2 separate regions of the Mus musculus genome follow, and region 1 is linked to region 2. Evidence: chromatin contacts called from ENCODE Hi-C or POLR2A ChIA-PET data. All regions are on one chromosome and are shown on one strand. Each heading gives the region's core, a stretch centred on a gene start or an enhancer-like site at or near the end of the contact. The rest is flanking DNA. Distances are from core to core; before and after follow the strand shown.

Region 1 (6,702 bases), core at 1,566-4,065, 2.4 Mb after region 2:
AAGCAATACATAGTGTTCAAGGAGACTGAGTTAGTGCATAGGTTGACAGGCAATGAGGAACACTGTCTTACATAAAGCAAATGTAGCTTTATGTACATAAAGCACCCTCAGGCAGACACAATCCAGAACCAAGCAGTAGAAGCTGAGAGTAGCTGCCCTAGAGATAAAAAGTTAAGAACTATTTCCAGATAAAAAATTAAGGCCAAAAACTTTACTAAAAGTTTATAAGTTTGGCAAGGGGGATTTGAGAAGGAGAAGAAAGCCAAAATATGCTTTAAGATCTTCTGGGTATGAAGATGAAGAAAGGATGAGAGTCTAGAAAGACAGCCAACCCAGAGCACCTTAGAGGCAAGGGAACAAATCTAAGAGATAGTAGCTCAGGCTGGAGAGATGACTCAGAAGTTAAGAGCACCGGCTGCTCTTCCAGAGGTCCTGAGTTCAATTCCCAGCAACCACATGGTGGCTCACAACCATCTGTAATAGGGTCTGATGGCCCTCTTCTGGTACGAAGGTGTATATGCAGATAGACCACTCATTCATAAAATAATCCTTAAAAATAGAACTTATGCTCAAACTCCTATGAAATGATTGCCAGCCAATGGTTCAATGAGGCACCAAACTCTACAAAGATAAGCTCTAGAGTAAAGTGAACCTAGATTTTAGTCTTGACTTTGTCCTCTGATAGTAACATAATCTTAGGGCCATGCTTCTGACTCTAAGTGGACAAAGACTGAATTTTTATTTATTTGTTTTGTTTTGTTTTGGTTTGGTTTGGTTTGGTTTTTCGAGACAGGGTTTCTCTGTGAAGCCCTGGCTATCCTGGAATTCACTCTGTAGACCAGGCTGGCCTCGAACTCAGAAATCCTCCTGCCTCTGCCTCCCGAGTGCTGGGATTAAAGGCGTGTGCCACCACGCCCGGCAGACTGAATTTTTTAAGACACTTTTAAGTGTCCAGAGGTGAGAAGCATGTGATAAGCATCCTGCAAACAGAAACCATAATTTATTTTTAAATGATAAACATGTTTCTCTCACCACAGCCTGATGATGAAAAGGTAACTCAAACCCTGCATAATGGTGCTCTCATAACTGGGAAGTAATGGGGAGAGGGTCAGTCAAGCTCCATAGTGAGTTCAAGGCTACATGGACAGTCTCACACCCCTCCCCCCAAAAGAAAATGCAAACCAATACAAAAAAATCAAAAGAAAATTTTCTGTCAAAACTTTTAATGTGCATATACCTGACCCAAAGGTTCCGTTTTTCCTGTATAAAGGGAGAAGGGGGCTGGGGACCCATCTGCCATAGCATACAAGTGGAAGTCAGAGGACAACCCTGTAGCGCTGGCTCTCTGAGTTCTGGAATCGAAGCCAAGACATCTGTGCGGCAAATGCCCAGCCTTCGCGTGCTGAGCCATTCCCAGCCTACTCAGCAGTTCTGTTTCAAGGGATTTATTCCACAGAACTGTTTCTTTGTGTAAGAATGTTCATTGTTGGGGAGCTACGACAGCAATCGGGATGGAAAGTGAATGAATAAAAAAAAAAAGTTAGTTGTTGTGAAATATTTGTAAAATGCAAAACCTGAATCCAGTATCAATTAGAAATGTATAGGTTATACCACTCGTGGCCAAAATAACAGAGGAAAATGTGGAAGAAAGAAAACACTGGGCATATTTTAAAGTAAAAGAAGTAGGTAGAAAATAAACCTGTGTCTCAGGGCGAGTCAGCGAAGCGCACCAATGCACAATTTCAAAAACAGACAGTGTGTTTTAAAGTGTAACAACAAAAGTTTTATGAAATATTATTCTAACACTTAACTAATAGGGATTCCATATGCACACAATATGAGACCTGAGGTTTTTTTGTTTCAAAGAACACAATAGCCTGTTTGCCAAGTTGTTTGCATATGTCCCTATGGTTTCCTTGGTGTTTATGACTCCAAAGGGGCTAGATGACCAGTATGGAGAACCAGTACATAAGTCTACATGACCAGCACAATTATTTTCTTGTACCTTTAGATTATAGTGAAAATAAGAAATATACCCACAAATATGAGCACATCAGAAATGATACAAAACAGAATTGGCAATATAGGGCGTTCTGATCCATCTAGTTGAGACTGGAGAAAGAAGGCCATGTGAAAGAAAGGCAACATCTCTGCTCCCAACCTTAGGTTTAAGCTCTAGGAGAGATGCAGAGTGAACTTGTAAAGCTCTGTCCAGGAAACTCAAGGGTCCTTTGCTTGGACAGAACCTAAAAAGTGTGAAAAGAATATTCAGCGTTTCGTCCTCGTTTCCTGACACCTGACCCCACAAACGGTGCCAGTTTAGGTCCTCATGCCCAAGCCATGCTGTCGAAGCGCCTTGAGGGCAGCTTTGGAGTGTTCCACGTGGCTCTGAAGGCATCAGTTTCCCCTTCTTGAAGAGAGCCCTTCCTGGCTCCAGCCTGGAGCCCCGGCTTCCCGCACTCACCGTCCCCGCAGCTGTACAGAGGAGATGGGCTTCTTCAGGTGCCGGACCCACGGCACCAAGGAGGATGTCTGGGCCAGCGGGGGCAGCGGGCAGTGTGGGAGCCAGCGACGGCCGTGGGTGGACGCGAGCTCTCGGCTGAGGCTAGCCGCGTCTCCGGGCTGTCCACCGCGGTGGGGCGGGGCAGCCGGCAGCCTTCTCGCACTGGCACCACTCTCAGGGCGAGCATGCTTGGCGGCCGGCAGCCCGGCGATGTTCCGAGCTCGGCCGCCGCTCAGCAAGGCCGGGGCCAGCCGGGGCCAGCCGGGGCCAGCGAGCGCTCGCAGCTGCGGCCCCGCTTGCCCGGTACACCGTTGGTTGCTAGGCGCCCGTAGCCTGGGGCCGCCCCACTGAGCTAGGCGGATACAGCAGCCTCAGGATAGTGGGCCAAGGTGGATGCTGGGATGGCTGAGAGAGCAGGGAAGGACTCCCAGTCGGTATGAAGCCAGGGTGGATGCCGGCCTTTGGGTCACTTCTGAGAGGGGAGCGATGAAAAAACAAGGCTGGCTGACAGCTGTCCTAATACTCTTCCAAGGGTAGAAGTGAGAATGGACAGTTGGACAAGGAGGGGATTTGTGCCAGGTCACTGGCACATCAGCTGATATCAGTCTCATTTTTCAGATTCATTGTAACTAGACCGTTTCAAGTATTTTGTGGAAAGTGTGTCTCCACCCTACCTTGGACCAGCACCTCACCTACTTAGTAAGATCTCAACATCAGCATGCCTCACACTGCTTAACACAGAGAACATCAGTATTGAAGTTCCCTGTTAAGAAAGCCAATTCAGCCGGGCGTGGTGGCGCACGCCTTTAATCCCAGCACTCGGGAGGCAGAGGCAGGCAGATTTCTGAGTTCGAGGCCAGCCTGGTTTACAAAGTGAGTTCCAGGGCAGCCAGGGCTATACAGAGAAACCCTGTCTCGAAAAAAACAAAACAAAACAAAAAACAACAAAAGAAAGCCAATTCAGATTAGATCCAGGCTGTGATACCAGGGTAGTGAAAGCTAGCCCCTCGTGAAAAACTGGAGGTAGCAGAGCAGTGAGATGGACTTTGCGGTGGAATATTTTCCCAGCATGCTGAAGCTGGGTTTGATCCTTAGTTCAAGGTCATCACAGTAAGTTCAAGGCCAGTCCAGGAAGCACATGATTCTACCTCCAATAAAAACACGTATGTGTACTTTGTATAACTAAAAGAATTCATGAAAAATAAGGATAAAGAGACACATTTAGGATTGGGTTGCATACTAACCAGCAGAACTTAAGACAAGGGTGGAAATTAGGAGAAAATATGTCTGAAGTCCATCTCAAAAACAACTATAAATTCAGTTCTGGGGTTGCATAGTGGAGAATCACATAGAAGAGATTATATGGGTTAAACAATATACCAGCATTCAAACATTTAAGATTGAAAGGTTTTCTTTTCCATGCCCCCCCCCCCCCCGGCTCCTGTACCCTACAGAGCCTGCCTTTCCCCAAACTGTTCTTTGGCTGCATATCTAAAACTCTACCGTAATTCTTTCTTCTTTTTTTTTTTTCCTTAAAGTTCTACTGCTGAGAAATTCAAGATCACGGTGAAGACAGGGTCAGTGTGTGGTGAGGACACAATATTTTCTTTGAGATTCTTGAACACTGCATCCCTCCAGAAAGACAAATGTCACATGGAGAAGGGTAAAAACCAGACCTACTCTCTTGCCTCCAGCCAATTTATAAGGCACTGATCCCACCGATAAGGATGAAGCTCTTAATCTAATCACAGCCAATCTTGTGGGACCTTTAGATGTTAAATTGAGCATTAAGTTTCAGCATGAACACAAACATTTAAAACACAGTAGAAACAAAGAAGGAGCCAATTCTAGAAAATGCACCTCTTATTACAGTGACATAACACAACTCAGGGAGGCCACTGCATTTTACTGTTTTACCATCTCTCCTTAAAGTGTCTGCTTATGTTGTTATTTTTTTGTTGTTGTTTTAAGACAAGGTTTCACAGTGTAGCCTTAGCTGTTCTTAGAACTCACCATGTAGACCAGAGTGGCCTGGAAATCAGAGATCTGCCTGCCTCTGCAGGTGCTGGGATTAAAGACATGCACAACCCCTACCTCAGGCTAAGTGTTTCAAGTGTTTCAAGTGTGTGTGTGGTATGTGTGTGTGTGTGTATGTGTGTTACACATGAGCATATGTCAGAGAGCAAGTCCGTTTGATCAGAGAACAACACGGCTGTTATCCACTTATTTGAGACAAGGTCTATGTCATTTGCTGACTAGACTAGACTAGTTGGCCTCCAAGCTTCTGTGGACTCTGCTAAATCTACCTCTTACCCCTGTAAGAACAAAGAGATTGCAGACTTAGTCTAGCATGCACAGCTTTTACGTGGGTACTTGGGCTTCCAGGCCTCACAGTTGAGCAGCAGGTAATTAACTCACTGAGCTATCTCTGGAACACAAGTCTTTATCCACACATTGCAGCCAGAAGAAACAACAAAGGGCAAACGTGAAAATAATGAATGCACATAAAAAACATGGCAAACTCATTTACCTAGACTTTTAACAGAATGGAAAATTAAATTCTTCTAGTCAGAAAAGGTTTTCCTCATTTAAAAACACAAACGATTCTATGTAAAAGGCAAAGGATACCTAATAACTCCCACATACAGTGTCTAACCATCCTAACAATTACTCACACGTCACACTTGATGACAACTCAGCATGCCTCAAGGTCAGCCTGGGTTGCACTTTTTATTTTTTTAAGTAAGTTAGAGATGGTAAGATGGCTCATTAGGTAGAAGCCCTTTCCAAAGCCTCATGACCTGAGTTCCATCCATCAATGATGCCACATGATGACAGGAAAGGAATCCCAGGGGTTTTCCTCTGCCCTCTACAGGCACACTGTTGCATGTGAACACACACACAAAATAAATACAATATTTTAAAACAGTGAATTGGGTGGTGGTGGGCAGCAAATGGGTAAAAATGCTTTAGGTGCAGGCTTGATGATCTGAGTCCCATTCCTAGAGTTGTAATAAAGGTGAAAGAGAAGAACTAACACCACACGATTGTCCTCTGGCTTCTACATATCCATCCATGCACACATACACACTTCAACACTCACATACACACATGTGATGTACACACACACACACACACACACGTGGAACACAATATTTAAAGTTTAAAAAAATTAACTGATTTAATGGAAAACTATTAAAATGAAGAAGTTCATAATTATTTCATCTTGTGTCTTAGAGACTGTATTAATAGAAATCTCTACCTCTAACTTTCTTTGTAAAAGTTTCCAATTTACTGCTGGGCGGTAGTGGCACACGCCTTTAATCCCAGCACTTGGGAGGCAGAGACAGGTGGATTTCTGAGTTCGAGGTCAGCCTGGTCTACAAAGTGAGTTCCAGGACAGCCAGGGCTATACAGAGAAACCCTGTCTCGAAAAACCAACCAACCAACCAACCAACCAAAAATTTCCAATTTACTTTTCCAATTTACATCACATATTCCTGCAACATACGTGCACCTCTATCATTCATATATATATATATATATATATATATATATATATATACATACACACACATATGTATACATATAATTATATAGTCAGTCTATGCACATGTATACACAGATCCATACTTCATGTTCCACCTCTGTGGTGGTTTGAATATGCTTGACAATGGGCACTATTAGGAGATGTGGCCTTGTAGAATAGGTGCAGCCTTGTTGGCTGAAGTGTGTCACTATATAGGCAGGCTTTGAGGGTTCCTAGTGCTCAGAGTGGAAGGGACCCTCCTCTGTGGACGGTAGTCTCTTTCTGGATACCTTCTGATTAAGATGTAGAATTCTCAGCTCCTCTGGTACCATGTTTGCCTGGACGCTGTCATGCTTCTCACCATGATAATGTACTAAAAACTCTGAAATTGTAAGTAAGCCCCGATTAAATGTTTTGTTTATAAGAGTTGCCTTGGAGCCGGGGCGTGGTGACGCATGCCTTTAATCCCAGCACTTATGAGGCAGAGACAGCCAGATTTCTGAGTTCCAGGCCAGCCTGGTCTACAGAGTGAGTTCCAGGACAGCCAGGGCTACAGAGAAACCCTGTCTCAAAAACCAAAAAAAAAAAAAAAAAAAAAAAAAAGAGTTGCCTTGGTCATGGTGTCTCTTCACAGCAATACAACCCAAACTAAGACCACCTCTTATCCCTC
Region 2 (6,146 bases), core at 1,523-4,022:
ATACACACAAAAAAAAAAAAAAAAAAAAAAATAACAAAGGACTCATTCTCAGTTCCTCTGCCTTCTGTTTGTGGACTGAGATGTGAACTCTTAGCTGCTGCTCCCGCCACCTGCCTCCATGCCTTCACTCTGCCATCATAGACTCTAACCTTCTGAAACTGTAAGCCCAATTAAGTACCTTCTTTTATAAGTTGTCTTGGCCATGATGTCTTAGTGCAGCAATATAGTAATAATTATAGTGTAACTAATAAAAACATGAAAATATGTCTGTGGTGTGTGGACTTAGATTCCTTCAGTTGAAATACCTGACAGTTGCGTGCTTGAGACATACGGTAGTTTTGTTTTCAGTTTTTGAGGAGCTTCTATACTGATTTCCATTGTGGCTGGACAACTTCATATATCCACTAGGAACAAGTAAGAGACCCTCTTTCCTCACATCTTTCCCAGCATTTGTTGTTATTTGTTTTCTTGGTGTGGCCATTTGTGACTGGACTGAAGTGAAATCTTACAACATTTTAATTTGTATTTCCATGATGACTAAGGCTGTTAAACATGTTTGAAATGTTTATTAGCAAGTTTCATTTTTTTCTCTTGAGAAGATTCTGTTAAATTCATTAGCACATTGGATGATTGCATGATTTGGTGTGTGTGTATGTGTGTGTGATGTATAGTTGGTAGATTTTCTTCTTCCCTACTCAATATTTTTTAATTTGGTGATTATTTTCTTTGCTGTGCAGAAGACCCTTAATGTCATGGAACCTAATTTGTCAATTCTTGGATTTATTTCTTGTGTAATTCAGTTCAGAAAATCCTTACCTCTGCTTAAATCTTGAAGTGTATTATATATGATTTCCTCTAGCAGGTTAAAGGTTTCAAGTCTTATATTAAGATCTTTAATCTACTTTTAATTAACTTTAGTGCAGAGTGAAAAATATGGGTCTAGCTTTTGAATGAAAAGAAATAATAAGGAAAGGAAAGGACATGGCTGCTTCTAGGTATGGTAGAGGAGAAAGTTTATCATAGATATGTGATAGCATAACCACAGGCAGACCAGAATGGACTCGATCAGACTGACTGGGCCATGTGGGGAGAAGGTGAGGGGAGGGGGGAGAGGGAAGGGAGAGGGGAGAGAGGAGAGCCAGCTGCAGCAGTCAGAAGGCCAAAAGTACAAAAGAGGGCAGGTAACCAAAATGGCTGGGATTTGTGTGTGTGTGTGTGTGTGTGTGTGTGTGTGTGTGTAGGAGCCTCTGGGGGAAGGGCAGCCCAGTCCTTGGTCTGGAATGTTCAGGGCAGAGAGCAAGATATGTATGCTAGCCATACCCTGTAATTGATTGGGACTAAGGGGGACTAGGTCAAATAGGCACCTCAGCTGTTTGTCTCAGAGTTCCAGAGTTGATAAATTAATAGTTTCATCCATCTACTTGTGGAAAACCAATTTTCTCAGCACCATTTTTTCCCCCAAGACAGAGTTTCTCTGTAGTTCTAACTGTCCTTGTGCCTCACTCTGTGGACCAGGCTGTCCTTGAATTCAGAGATCTGTCTGCCTCAGCCTCCTGAGTGCTGGGATTAGAGGTGTTATACCACCAATGCCTGGCTCAGCATCATTGTTAAAGAGACTGTCTTTTCTCCAAGTTATGTTATGTGCAAATTTAAAAAAAACATGCTTGCTCTGGCTAGGCTCTCATATCAGCAGTGGCCAGTCTATTCAGCCCTCATGGCTGCCTAATGCTTTTCCCATAAATGCTGGGAAATGATCACTATACACTGACCATCTCCGTGGCAGGCTCTGTCGACCGCCAACGACTGCCACATGGCATCATCTCTCTTGCCCACCTGAATTGTTGTGGATGGAAAACACCAGATAATCTTAATATTTAAAATCAGTCAAATGACACAACCTGCTGGACCCAGTCAGAATCTACTGCTTAAACTCATCAGCTATTCCGTATTAGAATTCATCTGTGGTGAAGGCCAGCACCGGATCTACATGGTGTCTGTGCTTCTCCCTCCAAAGCCTGGCCCCAAAGCCCTTTCTCTATCTCGTCTCCTCCTCTTTCTCCTGGGACTGACTGCCTCTATGTCTTCACTCAGCGATTGACTTCTGCCATCTTTACTGACATATCACTTCCTCCCCCTACAAAGTTATGCTTTTACTGTGGGTTTATTTCGAAGTTTCTACTCAATCATTGGTCTGAGTGCCTATTTTTGTGCTCACACCACACTGTGTGTGTGTGTTGCTATTATGTCTCTGATATAATTTGAGATTGGACTTTGTGATACCTCTAGTATTATTCTTTTTGCTTTAACTATATGTTGTTGCCCTTTGGGCTTCTATGTGAATTTTAGGACTTTAACCTAATTCTGTGAAGAGGCCATTGGGCCTTGGATGGGAGTACAGATTTTTGGTTAATATAGCCATTTTCAAAATTAGATGTTCCTATCTGTGAGCATGAACACTCTGTCCCTCTTCCACTGTCTTCATGTCTTTATTGTAGAGTTCATTCAGTTTTAGTTCCTTGGTCAGGTTTGCTTCCAGGTATTTTATTTTATTTTATTTTATAGCTGTTATGAATAGGACACACTTCCTCAAGTTATATTTCCTTAACTATTAAATGGTAACTATGTTAAAGGTTGGTTATAAAGAAGGACGCATGCTTTGTCTTCTCAGTGAGGGTTGTAAGAGTTGCACTGTCATCGAGTTAAACAGACTCCTATCAATAGATAGAGTGGCACACGTGACTAACAGGTGACTTCGGTTTCACTTTAGTATCTGATCCTAAAGAGTTAGACAGTGAAGAAATAGAACTCATAAGCTGAAGATTTCCAAGAAGAGACATTGAGTTAAAGAAGGCTTTTATATTTGTCACAAGTAAGTCTAGTTTTACATGAATTGTTTGGTTGATTAAGTGAAACTTTCCCAGTTTTAATTCTTTTAAATATCTGCTTTATTGAAAAACGATCGTGTACTAGGGCAAAGATTATATATTTTGGCTGGCAGCCAGCTAGCCATACAGCTGGGCTGTTCTCTCAATGAAATAAGTCCGTGAGTAGAAGCCACATTTTGTAAGTGGTGTTATTTTTACTCGGGTGGTATTGGAACAGTGATCAACTGTGGAGGTAAAGATGTGTAATACAAGTTATAAAACTGTGTAAATATTCAGAGAGTTGTGTGGTATCTGTATGCTGGCTACATTGTTTATTGTGTAGACTTACTTCCTGTTGGAATTATGTCTGTCTGACCAAATCAAGAATACGGACATTGTTATGTTAATCTATTAAGTCAAATGTTCTGGTTATAATATCGTTTCTGTTTCTTAGAAATGGTTCTACCTCGTGAAATATTAATGAAAAACTGCTGGGGTTTTACTTAATCAAGTCAGGCAAAGGAAGTTTTTTTTTATGGATGGATTAATAAGTATATACACAGACTCCTTGGGTATAATAGCCTATACGCTTGAGTAAGTTACTTACATTAAAAGTTCTGTGTGAAATTTCAGCTCAACTATTGTATTTTGATTTGAATATTTTGAAATCACCTGATTATAGTTTTGCTAGAAGAGTCTGGAAAATGAATTAAGGATTTTTACTCATGTTTCATAGGCAGAGAAAAATTCCAGGATTATTCTGTAGACTCTTAAACAAAATGCTTAGAAGTGGAAAAAGGACATAGAACAGTAGGCAGTAGTTTGCATGTGTGCGTTTTTTGCAATTCTTCCCTCCCGGGCTTTTAGAGACTGAGTGTTCTTTATAGAGAACAGCGTGCCAGCTCCTGTGGTTCACAGGTGGAACACCACAGACTCATCAGATTACAGTTCATTTTATAACAGCTTTAGAGACCGAAGTCCAGGGTCAAGGTGCTGGCGAGGGTGCTTTCTGGAGATGCTCTCTCTCCTCCATTTGCAGATGGCGGTTTCTTGGCTACATTCTCTATCCTAATATCTCAAACGAAGTTACTGTTCTTCTTTAAGATTGCATTATTTGACTATAAATAAGTGCCACAGTTCTTGAACCAGGCCTCTCATCTAGGCAGCTTTCCATTTTCTTTTCTTTTTTTTTTTTTATTATGTATTTTCTTCAATTACATTTCCAATGCTATCCCAAAAGTCCCCCACCCTCTCCCCCCCCACTCCCCTACCCACCCATTCCCATTTTTTGGCCCTGGCGTTCCCCTGTACTGGGGCATATAAAGTTTGCCTGACCAATGGGCCTCTATTTTCTTTTTTTATTATACAAGAGTACATATCTCTCTGCCTATTTATAAACATAACCCTAGGTTGGAATCCTGTGTGCAATTTCTAGGTAAAATGGATATTATGAATTTATATAGCTACTATTCTGTCGTTAAGTGTATTTTGATACCTTTAAATAGTCTTATATGTATTATATTATGTATCATATATTATAAATTCATTATATTTATTATTTTATGTTTATTATAAAGAAATGATACCTACGAGGGGATTATATTTAAAAAGAGGAAGAATGAAAATATCTGATGCCCTGTCTTCCAGAATACTTACTTCAGATATGTACATGTGGGAATAAAAATGACCTCATGAGATTAGAAATAAATAGTTGTCTGTAATTTACAGAAAACATTAGTGCTGTTCTTATGCATGCATATCATATATGCCAATCTAATTCACTCCCATAAACACTTCCTTTTTCTGCCTCGCCTTTCCAATTGTCCTTTTCTTGAGTATCATGTTAAAGTCTGGATTCTGCACATGAGAGAAAACATGCAATGTTTGTCTTTCTGAGGCTGCTTTAATTTAACATGCTAATCAGCAACTTCACTCGTTTTCTTGCAAGTGGTAAATAGTGAATAGTTATTGCACACCTTCTTTTCCCATTCACTCACTGGTAAACATCTAGACTGGCACCTAGATGAGGAACTTCCATACTGTAGTGACTACAGAAATGTGTATCCACAGTCATAGTACATAAAGGGTTCTTTCATGCCACAGCCTGATGATTTAATGTTCAGATTGAGTGAGATGGACTCTCAGTGTAGTTAGTTAGTTATTTCAGATCTATTCTTTATTTTTAATCGTGTGTGTGTGTGTGTGTGTGTGTGTGTGTGTGTGATGTTTGCACAAATCAGAATGTATGCCATGAAATAAGAATTTGACATCCCCTGGAACTGAAGTTGACAAGCAGTTGCCAGTTGCCTGATATGAGTGTCGGGAACTGGTGGGTAGTGGGAATCAAACTCAGATCTCCTGCCAGAGCAGCAATACATGTTCTTTCTGGCGGAATTCTCTCTCTAGCCAGTCAATATAGTTTTACTGAATGTTTCTTAATGTTTCCATAAATAAACATATTTAAATTGTTATTTTTGAGAGCTATCTGTTCAATTCAGTTGTCCATTAGTTAGAAAATTTGTTGTTGTTTCAGTGTTTAGAGGTGTGTGTGTGTGTGTGTGTATAATCTAGGTAACAATTGAATGACTATTTGTCAATTCTTGATATTATTTCCTGAGTTGTCGGAATCCTTTTTTACAGAGTTCTTGCCTGTGCCTGTATTTTCAGTTTTTCTTCCTAAGTTCTATTTATTTTAAAGTTTCAAGCCTTACATTAAGGTCTTTGATTAATTTTGAACTGATTTTTGTAGGTGAGAGATAGGAATCTAATTTCATTCTTCCGTGTGTGGATATCCAGAGCCCCAGCGCCATGGCTCAAACAGGCTGTCTTTTCCCTCGTGCATGCTCTGGCACTTGTGAAGGATCCAACTGCTGTGTCTGAGTGGGCTTATTTCTGGTCCTCTAATCTGACCCATTGGTATACATGTATGCTTTTATGCCAGGGGTTTTATGCTGCATTTGCTATTAAGGCTCTGTAGTGTGATTTGGAATCAAGTAACATTTAGGTTGTTTGCATGTCTTTTTTTTTGGCCAATAGAAATGGTCCTGTCATAAATATCCCATGAGAAGACATAGTTTTAAATTTAAATGGTAAGTACTTGAGTTTGAGATGACATTATCAACAATGATTATATTTTTGAGACTTTTCCAAATATAAGAAGTATATTTAGTGCAGATATTATATTTAGAAACACAGGACCTTGATAACACCGTGGGCCAGGCTTTATAGTTAAGAGTTAATGACATGGTTTTTCTCTGTTTTAGACATTGTTATCTGTAATGA

Evidence for each region. A loop is a pair of places that touch in the nucleus more often than their neighbours do. ChIA-PET counts read pairs that join two places held with the same protein, here RNA polymerase II (POLR2A).
Region 1: a map of T-helper 17 cell shows a loop between it and region 2 (5-fold over the local background). The contact joins the promoter of 4930444P10Rik here to the promoter of Xkr9 in region 2. A Hi-C loop is called at or near these places in 1 of 37 maps with a recorded cell type or tissue (T-helper 17 cell). POLR2A ChIA-PET finds 5 or more read pairs at or near these places in 1 of 5 experiments (embryonic stem cell).

The regions. Positions count from the first base shown.
Region 1 is chr1:16,090,510-16,097,211 of GRCm38, forward strand. 4930444P10Rik (RIKEN cDNA 4930444P10 gene) reads right to left here and starts at 2,816. Exons shown (of 5, transcript NM_001243238.2): 1 at 2,465-2,816.
Region 2 is chr1:13,665,999-13,672,144 of GRCm38, forward strand. It overlaps Xkr9 (X-linked Kx blood group related 9), which reads left to right and starts at 2,773. Exons shown (of 4, transcript NM_001011873.2): 1 at 2,773-2,869; 2 at 6,128-6,146.